2 separate regions of the Homo sapiens genome follow, and region 2 is linked to region 1. The links are chromatin contacts, found by Hi-C or POLR2A ChIA-PET in ENCODE. All regions are on one chromosome and are shown on one strand. Each heading gives the region's core, a stretch centred on a gene start or an enhancer-like site at or near the end of the contact. The rest is flanking DNA. Distances are from core to core; before and after follow the strand shown.

Region 1 (7,521 bases), core at 2,121-4,620:
CCTGACCTGACTGCCTTATCAGTATTTCTTGGGAATACTTCCTTAGTAAATCACATTATCATAATCCTTAACTCAGGATCTCCTCCTGGGGAAACTAATGTAAGATACCAGGTCGCATGTGACATTGGAGAGCTGCCATATCAATCTTGTAGTACTAACTGCAAACTTTATGTTGAGAGAAAAATAAACCCATGTTTGCTTAAGCTAGTGTTGGGTTTTCTGTTGAATATGCCTTAAAGCAAACTTAACCCATAGAAGACATGAAGGTAACACCTGCTTCTCAGGCCACTGATAAGAATTGCCTGGCACATAGCAAGCACTCAGTGAAAGTTAGCTTAGAAAAACCAACCAACCCGACTGATAAGAAGAACACTTTTTCTTAGGTACAATTAGAACACAATCAAATGACTCCACAACTTTAAGAGAATTTATTTTCTGAGAGATAAAATACGAAGCAGAAATCAGAAAGATGAAATCTGACAGGTATTAATCTACAAAACGAATCTACGAAAGAAATAGATATTTATTTATACTTCTCAACCTACAAATAGGTTTCATAAATTCTTTCATATATGTCTTAGTTCATTCAGGCCATGATAACAAAATTAACTGGGTAGCTTATAAACAACATAAACTTATTTCTAACAGTTCTGTAGGCTGGGAAATCCAAGATCAAGGCACTGGCAGATTCATTGTCTCGCAAGGGCCTTTTCAACCTAGACAGCATCTTTTGGTCATAACCTTACATGGCCAGAATGGCTACCTAACTCTCTGGAGTCTCTTTTATAAGGCACAAATTCTACTCATGAAGGCTCCACCTTCATGACCTAATAACTTCCCAAAGGTCTCGCCTCCTAATACCATCACCTTGGGGGTTAGAATTTCAACACTTGGGGGGACACAACCATTCGGACCACAGCAATATGCATAGAATATTACATTATAAATATAAAAAATGTAATAGTAAAAATCCTTCAAAAGATCATTGCATAAAAGTGCAGATGTTCCAAGACACAGGAATTGGATAACTAAAAATTTATATAATAATTTATTAATATTAAATAGGTCAGAAAAAAATAGAGAAATCAAAAGTTGTATATTGAAAAAATCAATAAAATTGATAAACCTTTGTCTAGACTGATCAGGAAAAAAAAAGAAAGAGGACACAAATTACCATTATCCATAATAAGAGAGTTAACATCAGTAGAGATTCTAAAGATATTAAAAATAATAAGATGGAAATATTATAGGCATCACTACATCAATAAATTTGACAACCGTAATGAAAACAGACAAATTCCTTGAGAGGCACAGACTACCAAGATTCACTCAAGAAGAAACAGGAAACATTAATAGCCCTCTATCTATTAAGGAAATTAAATGTAAAGCTCAAAATCTCATAAGAAAACTTCAACCTTCATTAGTGAATTCTTCCAAACATTTAAGGAGAAATAATATGAAATATATACAAACTCTTTCAGAAAAACTGAAGAGGAGGAAGTTTTATTTAATTTTTCTATGAGGCAAAATACACTGATATCAAAAACAACAATACAAGAAAACTACAGACCAATGTTTTTCATCAACAGAGACACAAGAATTCTACAGAATTCCATAAAAATTTTAGCAGCCAGGCATGCTGGCTCACATCTATTATCCCAGCACTTTGGGAGGCTGAGGCAGGAGTATCACTTGAGAAAATGACGCTGTCAGAAACAGAAATGAGGAGGTGGGAAACAGAAATTAGTATGAAGGAAGATAATGAGTTTGTTAGGACAGGTTGAGGGTCAACTGACAATGGGATTATTAAATGGAAATACAGTTGGAAATATAATTGGTACATTCAAAAATCTTGAAGCACAGTTGGTAATCAAAACATTAGTTGTCTTCCACCATCCCTTTATTCAACTCCTCCCTCTTATACTTTTCCATTCATTCTTAAGTAATAGACAGTCCTACTGTCATATTAAGTTGCAAATACAGTCTCAACTCAATAATTAGAATGTCCAGTTCCATGAATAGACAAACCTCTGAACTCAGTTTAGCCTCCCAAAGCCTCTGCTGGTTCACTCTGCTCTATGTGGCCCCTCATGGCATGTGGGGTTGCTCTTTCCCCACCCTGTGTGTATATGTGACTAATAAACCACTGCCAATCTCATCTGACCGGTATTGGCTGTTGTGTGTTCAGCCATCTCAAGGTCCTCCCTTTCCTTAACTAACAGAGTGGATAGGAAGTGTTCAGAACAGCTGGAAGCCTGCTGCAGGTTGAGGAAGGAGTAGTTAACAGACATCAAGGACTCTCAGACCCCTGACCCTCTTCATTCCTCACTCCACATTGCCCTCCACACTCCCCTGCCCAAGATCATCAGCTCCCAGGGTTTTAGCTGCCCCTTTATTGACTGATAACTCTCCAGACCAGATATTCTTCCTGAGTTGCAAGCCAGCTGTGCTTCCAATTGCCTATGGAACAGCACCATTTAGATATGATGCATGGTCACTGATCACCTGGACTTTAGGTTACTTCTTTGCATGATCTTCTCTCTCACAGCAAGACCTTTTGGGTCTGTAATATCTGAGACTGAGATAAAAAAGAGACTTGCTTTATCCTGAATTCTGACACCTGGAGTTGCCTGCCTGCCTGTAAGCTTTCTCTTTATCAATCTTTGGACTTTCCTAGTCCCCCCTTCTTGCCTAGGCTGAGGCCCTAAGCTGCTGCTCACTATTCATTCCTGACATTGAGCCTAATATTTGCAAAGGCTGGAGTCCAAAGAGATGTCAGTATTATACAACGTCAAATTTATCTAAGACAAAAATAGTCAGGTTCTGCTTAAGGTACATGACATGATCAAAGCTTCCTTAACACACTAAACCTAAAGAGAAATGTGGCATTTTTATGGACTCAACTGCCAATCACATTTGAGTAGGACCATTCCAGAAACCACAGAACTAATCAATAAAGCAGCCACGGATTGTGGGTTACTTTTGTGTTGAGCCTCCATATTAATAGAAGCATGATAGACAAAAAAGAGCATGAACTTTGGTACTAGAGAGATCCTGGTTCTAATTTCAATTTCTTCCAGCTATGGGACTTCATTCCACTCTGAACCTCAGTCTCTTTGCCTATAAAATGGGGCTAATACATCACTTAGACAGGGATTTTGAGAAGATGGGATAAGGACATGACCGTAAGCACTTAGCACAATGCCTAGCATAAATTAGGTCAACCAGTGTTAATCCTATTTCTCCTCCTCCACATTCATTTATAATTTAAAACCCAACCAGCCTTTTTCTTTCCCCTCAAAAGAGGCCTACTTGTCAAAGAGTCACACTCAAGGAAAACAAACAAAGGAGGAACTGGCCAGATGCTCCCTTAGGTCAGAACATTGCAGCTGTATGAGTCCTCAAACAGAGTGTTTTGTAAGTTAAACACAGCCAAGAGAGCTAACTATGTTTCTACTTGTTGGTGCTGATAATATGATATTGTGCAATAGTGGCCTTTGCTTCTGTTAAAAGAATTATTTTATTCCATGACATTAAACAAACAGTTTGGAATTTTGGAATGAGCCTTAGCTGGGACACTACCAGTTTGGCCTAAACAGTATCTATTCAGTGAGCAATCTTAAGTAATTATGGTAAAGCATTTTAAGGAGAACAGGATGAACTGATTTAGTAATTCAGTTTCATGCAACTACAACTTATTTAATAGAATTTTTCCTATTTTTCCCTGGAACTATCACCAAGACCCCATTGCTAGAAACAAAAACAGTAAAGTACCCAATATTTGAAATTCAGCTATTTGGGGCAGCAGTCTCTCCCTTGACACATCCTTCCCCTTCCTTGTAAAAGAGGACTAAGAGGTGATAGAAGTCATCTTACTTTTTTTTTTTTTAGCAGGGTCTCGCTCTGTTGCCCAGGCTGGAGTGCAAAGAGGTAATCACGGCTCACTGCAGCCTCAACCTCCCACCTTATTAAGTGATCCTCCTGCCTCAACCTCCTGAGTTGCTGTCACTACAGGCATGTGCCACCACGCCTGGTTAATTTTTTTCTTGTTTCTTGTAGAAATGAGGTCTCACTATGTTGCCCAGCCTAGTCTTGAGCTTCTGGCCTCAAGTGATCCTCCTACCTTGCCCTCCCAAATTGCTGGGATTACAGGTGTGAGCCACTGCACCTGGCCAAAAAGTCATCTTTTTGAGGAACACTAAGTTTGTAAAGAGGAAAAAAATCCCCTTCCCTTTATTTATTGGAAACCAAAAGTGAACATTTCCCATAAAATAAAAAAATATGGCTAAATTTGGGGAGCCAGCCAAAGGATACTAATATTTGATTACTTGGCTGGTGCCTGCTCTACTACAGGTCCTGCCCAAATACTACTGAGCCAGGGAAGGCATGTTTAGGAAAGAATCTGGAATGGTCCAATAACAGTTTGAGAAACTTTATAAGACTGTTCTTTCAGTATTTGACAGAATAATTATACCAAAAAAAATCATTAATTATAGAGAAGACTGACAACACTATCAACTAAATTGACCTAGTGGACATTTACAGAACACTCTACCTAACAACAGCAGAATATACATTATTTTCAAAGCACCTAGAACATTCACCAAGAAACACAAAACAACTGAAATCACATTAAGTATGTTCTCAGGCTGGGCGCAGTGGCTCACACCTGCAATCCCAGCACTTTGGGAGGCTGAAGCGGGTGGATCGCTCGAGGCCAGGAGTTCAAGACCAACCTGGCCAACATGGCTAAACTCCAACTCTACTAAAATACAGAAAAAATAGCTGGGCATGGTAGTCCCCACGACTGTAGTCCTAGCTACTCCGGAGGCTGAGGCATGAGAATCTCTTGATCTTGGGAGGTAGGGGTTGCAGTGAGCCGAGATCATGCCACTGCACTCCAGCCTGGCCAACAGAGTAAGTTTCTCTCTAAAAAAAAAAACAAAAAACTTACCTGACCACATTAGAATTAAATTAGAAGTCAATAAGAGAAAGATATTTGGAAAATCTCCAAGTATTTGGAAATTAAACAATACTTTTCCATAACTATATACCCCAAAAAAATCACAACGAAAATTAGAAAATATTTTATTTAAATGAAAATAAATGTAATATGTCAAAATAAGTGGGACACAGCTAGAGTAATGTTTAAAGGGAAGTTTACAACATTAAATGCTTATTTTAGCAAAGTCTCAAATCAGTGCTATAAACCTCCACATTAAAAACTAGCAAAAGAAAAGCAAATTAAACCCAAAGCAAGAAGAAAAGATATAATAAATGGGAGAAATCAGTGAAATAGAAAACAAACAAACAAACAAAAAAACAAATAAATAAGCCCTGGTTCTTTAGATAGCTCAGAAAAACTGATAAACCTGCCACTAGACTGGTCAACAACAACAACAAAAAGATGTAAATTATCAATATCAGGAATGAAAGAAGAGGCATCACTATCAATCCCATAGGACAATAAGAGAATACTTTTAAAATATTTTTGTTAATATATTTGAAAGCTTACATGAAATGGACAAATTCCTTGAAATCATTACTCACACTCACTGAAGAAGAAATAGATAATTTGAATAGCCATGTTTATTAAAGAAATTGAAATCATAGTTAAAACTTTGCCACAAAGTGAACTCCAGGCCTAAATGACTTCACAGGTGAGTTCTAGCCAGCAATTAAGGAAGAAATTATACCAATTTTACACAAACTTTTCCAGAAAAATAGAAAGGAGGGAAACAAAAACTCATTTTATGATGACAGCATTATCCCCAATAGCAAAACCAAATATGTTTCAAGAAACTAAAACAGAACAACCAATATCCTTCCTGAATATCAACTCAAAAATATTTAACAAAATATTGATAAGTTGAAACCAGTAATATATAAAACATAATACATTATTAAATGTGATTTATTCCAGGTATGCAGGGTTGGTTCCACATTTGAAAATCAATCATAATCAAATTCATTATATCAACAAATTCAAAACCAAAATGATATCTTAATAAATACAGAAAAGGACTTGCAAAATTCAACATCCCTTTGGGATTAAAAACTATCAGCAAACTAGAGATAAAAGGGAACTTCCTCAACATGATAAAAATCATCTACACAAAACATAAATTTAACCTCATCTTCAATTCTGAAAGGCTGAATGCTTTCCCTCTATAGCAATCAGCAAGGATGTCTGTTCTCACTATGTCTATTTTAATATTGTACTGGAGATACTAACCAGCACAATCAGGCAAGAAGAAGAAATAAAAGCCAATAGATTAAAAAAAAGCAAAACTATCTTTATCTGCAGATGACATGATCTTATATATTGAAAATTCTAAAGAAGCAATGAAAAAAAGTTATTAGAACTTACAAGTAAATTTAGTAAGGTCACAAGACATAGGGCCAATATACAAAAATGTATGCAGTATATATTTCTTATATACTATCAAAAAATAATTATAAACTAAAATGTGAAAAAATATATACAATAGAATCAAAACAAAAAATACATAGGAATACACTTAACAAAATATTTCAAGGCCTATACCACAAAAACCATAAAATATTACTGAGAAAAGTTCTTAAAGATGTAACTAAATGAAGAGCTATACCACATGTATGCATAGAAATAATCAATATTAATATGTTAATTCTTCCAAATTTATCTATAGATTTAGTGCTATCCCTGTCAATGCCACAGCAAGTTTTTTCAATAGAAATTGATAAGCTGATTATAAAATTTAAATGAAAATCTCAAGGACCTAGAAGAGACTCTTAAAAAAAGTTTAAAAGAGCACTTGAAGTCTCACACTACCTGATTTCGAGACCAGCTACAAAGCTACAGTAATGAAGACAATGTGACCTTTAAAGATAGACATATAAGTCAGTGGAACAGAAGAGTGTAGAAATTGCTCCAACCATATATGGTCAATTGCCTTTCAACAAAGATGTAAATCAGTGGAGAAAGGATGCTTTTTCAACAAATGGTGCTTGGATAATTGGACATCTGTAAGAAAGAAAGGGGGGAGAAAGGGAGGAAAGGAGGTAAAAAGCAGGGAGGGAGGGAAGGGAAGGAAAACAAGGAAGGGAAGGAGAGGAAAGAAGAAAAGGTAAGGAAGCGAAGGAAAAAATGAACATCTGTCTTTATTTCATGTCACACACAAAAATTAATTTAAAAAGACACAGACCTAAATACAAGAGCTAAAACTATAAAACTTCCCTAAGAAAACGCAGGAAAAAATCTGTAAGAAAGAAGACATCTGTAAGAATCCGTAAGGGCATCTGTAAGAATCCGTAAGGGCATCTGTAAGAAAGAAGACGGAGGGAGAGAGGGAGGGAAGGAGGAAAAAAGCATGGAGGGAGGGAAGGGAAGGAGAGGAAAGAAGAAAAGGTAAGGAAGCGAAGGAAAAAATGAACATCTGTCTTTATTTCATGTCATACACAAAAATTAATTTAAAAAGACACAGACCTAAATATAAGAGCTAAAACTATAAAACTTCCCTAAGAAAACGCAGGAAAAAA
Region 2 (7,521 bases), core at 1,789-4,288, 56 kb after region 1:
AATATAGAGGATTCCATTGTCTCATCTAGAGATGTGAAATTTTACAATTATGGGGTGAGTGTTTGGTATTTTACACCTTAAAAGGATAGCTTATACAAACAATTGGTTACTATCACTATAAATTAAATAAAATTTCATTTGATAGATCTATGTTTTCAAAACATAAATATTGTTTCGTATGTGCTTATGCATAAGCCTAATAAAATGGATTGTTCCATTGTATTACTTCTTTAGCCAGGTTTACTCAGGAGATCAGAACACTGCCAATAAGGAGCATCCTTTCCAGAGGCTATTGTCTTTTTTTTTTTCTACTTTTATTTTAGATTCAGAGGTACATGTGCAGGCTTGTTACTTGGGTATATTGTGTGATGCCAAAGTTTGGGTTATGAATGATTTAATCACCCAGATACTGAGCAGAATACCCAGTGGTTAGTTTTTCAACCCTTCCCCCACCCACCCACTTCCCCCTCTAGTAGTTCCCAGTGTCTATTGTTGTCATCTTTATGACCATGAGTATCCAATGTTTAGCTCCCATTTATAAGTGAGCACATGTGGTATTTGGTTTTCTGTTCCTGCATTAATTCACCTAGGATAATGGCCTCCAACTGCATCCATGTTCCTGGAAATGACATGATTTCATTCTTTTTTATTCCTGTGTAGTATTTCATGCTGTATATATACCACATTTCCTTTATCCAATCCACTATTGATGGGCACCTAAGTTGATTCCATGTCTTTGCTATTGTGAACAGTGCTGTGATGAACATATGAGTGCATGTGTCTTTTCAATAGGATGATTTGTTTTCTTTTGCATATACACCTAGTAATGGGATTGCTGGATTAATGGTAGTTCTGTTTTAAGTTACTTGAGAAATCTATAAACTGTTTTCCACAGTAGCTGAATTTACATTCCCACCACAAGTGTATAAGTGTATAAGCATTTCCTTTTCTCCATAGCCTTCTTAACATCTGTTGTTTTTTGACTTTTTAAGAATAGCCATTCTGACAGGTGTGAGATGTTATCTCATTACAGTTTTGATTTGAATTTCTCTGATGATTAGTGATGTGGAACATTTTCTCATATGTTTTTTCATATGTTTGTTGGCCACTTGTATGTCTTCTTCTGAAAAGTGTCTGTTCATGTCTTTTGTCTATTTTTTTTTTTTTTTTTTTTTTTTTTTTTTTTTTTTTTTGAGACGGAGTCTCGCTCTGTCGCCCAGGCTGGAGTGCAGTGGCGGGATCTCGGCTCACTGCAAGCTCCGTCTCCCGGGTTCACGCCATTCTCCTGCCTCAGCCTCCCAAGTAGCTGGGACTACAGGCGCCCGCCACTACGCCCGGCTAATTTTTTGTATTTTTAGTAGAGACGGGGTTTCACCGTTTTAGCCGGGATGGTCTCGATCTCCTGACCTCGTGATCCGCCCGCCTCAGCCTCCCAAAGTGCTGGGATTACAGGTGTGAGCCACCGCGCCCGGCCACATTATTGATATATAGAAATGATACTGAATTTATATCCTGAAACTTTACTGAAGTCATTTATCAGTTCCAGGAGCCTTTTGGTGGAGCCTTTCGGGTTTTCTGGATATGGAATCATATCATCTGAAAAAGAAATAATTTGACTTCTTATTTTCCTATTTGAATGACAGGGTATGTCTTGATGTGGGATCTGGCAACTAAGTGTCTGAAAAGCTCAGTTTTGCTATGAGAAAAAAAACCATTCTCTGTCAAAAGGAATCAAGGCTTAATAAAAGATTTCATAGTATACACTGAAGGATGAGGAAGCTTATAAAGAAAATAGGCATCAAGGTTGGTGGTTGAAATAATACAGAGAAGTAAAATCAAGTGCAAGTTCAGATTTGGTGATTTGGAGTCTCAACTTTGAAGAGACAATGTGTGTTCTATATTATGTAGCATAATTCAGGGATTTCTTTACCCTTTAGTCTCAGGTTTGAAAGAGGAGTTCTGATTCAGAGTCTGGGAGTGTTCCTGAAACCACTAGTGTTTCTACAGGCAATAGAGGAAAAGTCTACCCTCTGGAACAAATTGGTTTTTAGGGAGTCCTTGCTGCCCTTTTCAGGCCTTTAAACACATAGCCAAATCCTCCATCAGCCTTCATGTTTACAAGAACAATTCTCACTTTTTAACTTAGGGAAACACACCACTCAGGACAAGGCAATAATAAACACTACTAAATTATGTGAAAGGGTTATAGAACATAAACTCAAAGGAGGGCTGAAGTTGGTTTGAATGCACAGCTGGATGCTTCATTGTAGCCACATAGGCATGAGTAGGGCAAACTGCTGAAATTTGCTGAGGATCAAATTATGTTCCACAAGATCATGCTCGCAAGAATTACAAGAATATCCAACAAAATCACTAGAGTCTAAGACTTGCTCAAGAATATTCTCTGAGAATAGGCAGCCATAGAATGAGCTAAGTGAAGCTCGACCACAAGACCTCACTGGATTAACGTCCTGATTTTTCCATTGCATAAGTTTACTCTCGGCAGAATTACGGTTGGGGGGAGGTTGGGGTGGCAGGTTGGCAGGGGAGAGTGGATCCACACTCTGATAGATCCTATTTAACTAGTTTTACTTTACTGTGCAGACTACCTCCCACAACAGGTAACCTTGAATGTAGGCAGACATGCTTCCAGAAATGTGAGTGGAGGTAGGGCGGAATAAAGAAAATGCAACTGCAAAACTGAAAATTCATACTAGCACAATGATGTTTAAATGATTTTCAAGTGTTGGAGCTGGTGTGGTGGAAAACAGTTGCCTGACGCTTTGGTTTGAAGGCCAGGGCTTGTCATTTACCATGTCAGGAGAAATTCCTCTCTTTTCGACAATAATCTCTGCACTGCCTACCTCAGGAGGTCCTCGCAATGCCAAAATGCCGCCAGTGTGGGTTGCGCCTCAGCTGAGCACTGATTCTACAGCCTCGCGGTTTGGGCGGGAAGTCCCACCTCCGCAACCCTGACCAGCCCGGCTCCCCACCCCCACCACCCGGAAGTGAACACCACGAGCTAGCGTGTCTACTTCACAGGCCAGGTCGTCAACTCAACTGTCAAGGTGTCCATTGTACCAGCTGGGCCATGGATCCCTCCCGCCTGAAATCTGACTCCACCTGCCAAGAGTCTGAGCCTGCAGGCCTAGATTTCGACTCTGCTGGCCAAGATTATTTCTCTGCAGCCCAATAATTCGACTCTTTCTACCAAGAATTGGACCTGGACTCTCTTAACGAAGATCTTCTTTCCCAGTCCATGCCACATGCCAGGACAGAGACCTCTGTGGGCACATATGAATCCCACTCGACTTCTGAACTGGAGGATCTGACAGAGCCCGAGCAAAGAGAGCTCAAAACCAAACTCACTAAATTGGAGGCTGAAATTGTAACCCTACGCCACGTACTAGCAGCCAAAGAGAGACGCTGTGGGGAACTCAAGAGGAAGTTAGGCCTCACCGCCTTGGTAGGGCTGAGACAGAATCTGTCCAAGAGCTGGCTTGATGTTCAGGTCTCCAACACCTATGTGAAACAGAAGACATCAGCTGCTCTGTCCACCATGGGCACTCTCATCTGCAGGAAGCTTGGAGGCGTGAAGAAGTCGGCCACATTCAGATCTTTTGAAGGTCTGATGGGGACAATCAAGTCCAAAGTCTCAGGGGGCAAAAGAGCTTGGCCCTGACTGTCTTTCTTCTGCGGAGGGTGGGGTTGATCTGCTCTCAGTTTTGGGGTGTGGGGAAGACCCACTCCAGATTCCGGGGAGTGGGAATGAGCCACTCCCAGTTCTGGAGAGTGAGGATGACCATCTCCACTTTCTGGAACCAGAATGAGCCCCCTTGGTAACCTTGCCTGGTACTAAACCAGTGCAAGGACCCCCTTCCCTTATTACATTTGCAACTCTGCCCAACAAAAACAAGCAAGCAAACCACAATGGTAAAGTGGTTAATTCAGGAAATTGACAGAATCCAGTTTTGAGAAAAGAACACAGATATTTGCTGCTTTTAAGATAGAGAACCCAAAGTTTTGTACCTGGTTATTTTTCACTTAAGTTTGTAGACGAAATGTGCCATTATATTAGCTTTCCTGAGACTGTATCTAATGGGCAAGTCAGTGGCTCCAGAGGGGTCTTAGGCCAAAGCCCAAACTCTCTTTTGGAAAACTAGCTTATTAGAAAGCCAAAGTAGAGTTCTGTTTAAGCTTGAAAGAGGTATGAAGTAATCTGTAGTGTTTTTTTGGTTTGTTTGTTTGTTTTCCCTTCCCCATTTCCTTCCTTCCCTCAGTCTCAAAGTCACCTTGAAAGCTTCACCTGGCCTACAACTTTTATTTTAAAAAGATGATCAAGAAAACTTCATCTTCTCTGAGACTCAGAAAAAGAGGGGAAAATAGTGGTAGTGCACTAATTGTTACATTACTAATATAGCTTTTGTAAAACTCGTTTGTTTTCAAAGGTCTGGACTAAGCAAAACAACAGTGTCAGTTTAGGAAATTATTACTACTTTGAACACAAACTGAAATTGCAACTTTGCCTTGTGCTTTGTTTATAATTTCTTTATATATCAAAATGAGTGTTTTAAAGTTTAACCCTTGAAGCAGCATGTCTTTGCCATAGCAGCACTTCACTTAAAAGGAAGAAATTGCCTCTCTGGCAGCAATTCCTAGTTAGTTACCACCTCCAGCTGAGGGGCTGGAGGAAAACAGGTATAGCCAAATTCAAGAAAGATAAACCCCTGTCTCAAGGAACATTTTAAAAAGAACGTCTGTCCCCTGTGATGCTGGCTGTTATGCCTTTGAATGGACCTAACTATACATCTTTGCTCTTAACTCCAAGTCTGCCCTTCTTTTTAGGAAACCCTAAAGGAGAAGGAAGCAGAATATAACCCTCTGGAGAGCTCAAGACAGTAGGAACCTGGACGGTGCTTGTTTGAATTTTCTGATATCTGATTTTCACACGAATATACTTTTTGTTTGTTTTCCTTTTCCATTTTCAAAATGCCAAGATCTGGGAGCCTCTTTCACTCCTCTAGACACACTGCCTGAGATAGAAGTTTGCATCTTATTGGCTGTGGGCAGAGACTAGGACCCTTATGGGTACATTTCAGTAATCTCTCACTGCCTAAAATGGTAATCCCTCCAGCCTAAGAGGATGATTCTGTTTTGTTGACTCTTGAATGCTCCCCCAACATTCCTTTGGTTTTCCTATAAGCAAAACCAAATACCACTATAAATACAAAAGCATCTGGTAAACTGTAAAGTTACTCATGTATCCCAACCCTCCACAGATTTCTGAAGACAAAGTTTTGCTTGGATTAAAACAAGATGTTTTACTATTTTGCATGTTCGATTTTTAATTTGTTGTGTTTATCAACCAAAATGGCTTTGTATGCTGGAGAACAAGAGGTGAGCCTGCAGCATACAAGAAATGAAAGTAGTCCAACAGGCAAAGGCTTTGACATATTTCAGGAAGGCTTGTGTTAGGGACAATCTCAGACTATTATCATGGGCCAAACCTGAGAGATGTTATATTTTATTTAATAATTTCTACAACAGTAGTAAGTTTCCCCAATAAATTCTCAACTCCGTAAAAGTAGTAAAGTACATATTTATTTTTGCTGATCATTGTTTTCCCATTTCTGGCTTAGGATTGATCTTCAATAAATACACGTTAAATCAAGGAAGGAATTAACATCATATACTTCAGACATCAAATATGGAATCCAAGAGACTATCAACAACATGAACTTGTTCACAAGTTCCTTCTGCTTTTAAACAAAAATATCGTGTTTATTCAAAGCCAATCTGAGACCCTACTCTGTATCAAGAACTGTCCCAGGTTCTGAAAGCATAGAATTAGACATCGTATGTGCCCTCTAGAAACACTTAGACTTTCAAATCATTATAATTCAATGAGTCCTAAAATAGAGCTGTGTGCCAGAGATAAAAGAAGTCCTGAGGAAGGGGTGTTCAACTCTGTCTTGGTAGGTCAGTAAAGACTTTAGAGAGACAGAAAGTCTTAGAGGACTAGGAGAAGTTTGCCAGACAGACAAGAATAGAACATTCCAGACAACATGCAGAGGAACTGAGTCACAAAGGAATGTATAAGAATGGCATATTCTAGGAACTAACACTGTGGCTAGAGAGGAAGGGGAAATGGTGTTACATGAGTGAGGGAGGGGAAATGGTGTTACGTGAGTAAGAAAAAATAAGCAGGGGGCAAAATCATAAGTAGTCTTACATACTACATTAGATATCAATATTTAAGCCTGTAGGAAATGGGAGGCATTGAAGCACTTAAGTAAAAAAGTAACTATCAAATTTTTGTTTTAGATTACTCTGGTCATCAGAGAAATAGATTAAGTATTTAAGAGGTAGAATCTCTCAGACTTAGGAACCAACTGCATGAGGCGGGGCTTGGGGGGATAAATTTGCAAGATAATAAGGATGTAGAATTGAAAAGGCCTGATATTATTGAAGCTGGAGTTGCACATTCATTTTGCTTTGGCTTTTTTGTATCAGTGGTCATGGGCACCAAATAAAATGCTTCCATGAACATTTGGATTCTGGCTCTAAAGTTTCCTCGAGATTTCCTTTTTCCACCAGCTTCTACCCTTCCTATGCATTGGCTTTCTTCATCTTCTTCCCTGTCTACCCACAAAACTTGATCATCTCCACTCATCTAGGCCTATTTGGATTTTGTAGCCTAGCTTAAGTCTATTTAACTTGGCCAATTCAGGATGCTATTTTCAATAGTTCGTAGAATATGTGGATACCCAAAGATTCACATCCTTAGGTTTCGCTCAGTACCTGAGAACTACTAGATGGGAATGATACTGAAACAAAATTTCCTGAGGCTCTCAGTTTTCTGGGACTTTAATTGTCCATGTGAGTGAAGGGATTAGGATAGAAAATCGAGACAAGATGACATGGCCTTGATGTTTATGTCTTCCCACCCCAAATTTGTAGGTCGAAATCCTAACCACAGGGTGATGGTATTGGGAGATGGGGCCTTTCAGGAAGTGATCAGCCCTCATAAGTGGCTTATCAACAAGCCGAAGGGAGCTTGTTTGCCCTTTTCACCATGGGAGGACACAGTGAGAAGGCACCATTCATAACCCAGGAAATAGGCCTTCACCAAACACTGAATCTGCAGATATCTTGATCCACCTCCAGAACAATAAGAGATAAATTTCTGTTAAGATACCCAGTTTATAGCAGCCCAGATGACTAAGATACAAGAATTGAAAGTTATACTTCCCACAGATAACACTTTCCATGCTGCTGGCAAGGATGATGATAGAATACCAAGCCCTATGTTCATTAGTATCATACATGCCCCAGAAAAATACTAGCATCACTCCCAAAGAAATTCGCCAGCATTTTCTAGAGGCTCCTCTGCTTTCTGATCCATCAAAATGCCAAGTTTCAGATTTGAAAGAACGTACTTTTATTACATGCTCTACTCTCAAGGCTTGTGTGGACTAAAGAGAGGTGATTAGCAACCACTGACCCAGAACTGTGCAGGTT

Evidence for each region. Hi-C counts contacts between places; a loop is a spot of excess contacts on that map. ChIA-PET counts read pairs that join two places held with the same protein, here RNA polymerase II (POLR2A).
Region 2: a loop to region 1 is called in a map of endothelial cell of hepatic sinusoid, with 8 times the contacts of the local background. The contact joins the promoter of TPD52L3 here to the enhancer-like site in region 1. A Hi-C loop is called at or near these places in 2 of 168 maps with a recorded cell type or tissue (astrocyte of the cerebellum and endothelial cell of hepatic sinusoid). POLR2A ChIA-PET finds 5 or more read pairs at or near these places in 1 of 52 experiments (common myeloid progenitor, CD34-positive).

Annotation. Positions count from the first base shown.
Region 1 is chr9:6,268,946-6,276,466 of GRCh38, forward strand. The region is part of intron 2 of LOC107987046 (a long non-coding RNA gene); the gene reads right to left. Among named protein-coding and RNA genes, the nearest start is that of TPD52L3, 56 kb to the right of the region's middle. Within about 2 kb of position 3,371, at least 5 of the 41 ENCODE cell types and tissues checked have a DNase peak (open chromatin) inside an H3K27ac peak, as active enhancers do.
Region 2 is chr9:6,325,337-6,332,857 of GRCh38, forward strand. TPD52L3 (TPD52 like 3) reads left to right here and starts at 3,039. Exons shown (of 2, transcript NM_001001874.3): 1 at 3,039-3,626; 2 at 5,640-6,555. The coding sequence starts at 3,260. The coding sequence ends at 5,683. LOC107987046 (a long non-coding RNA gene) reads right to left here and starts at 2,932. Exons shown (of 3, transcript XR_001746614.2): 1 at 2,865-2,932.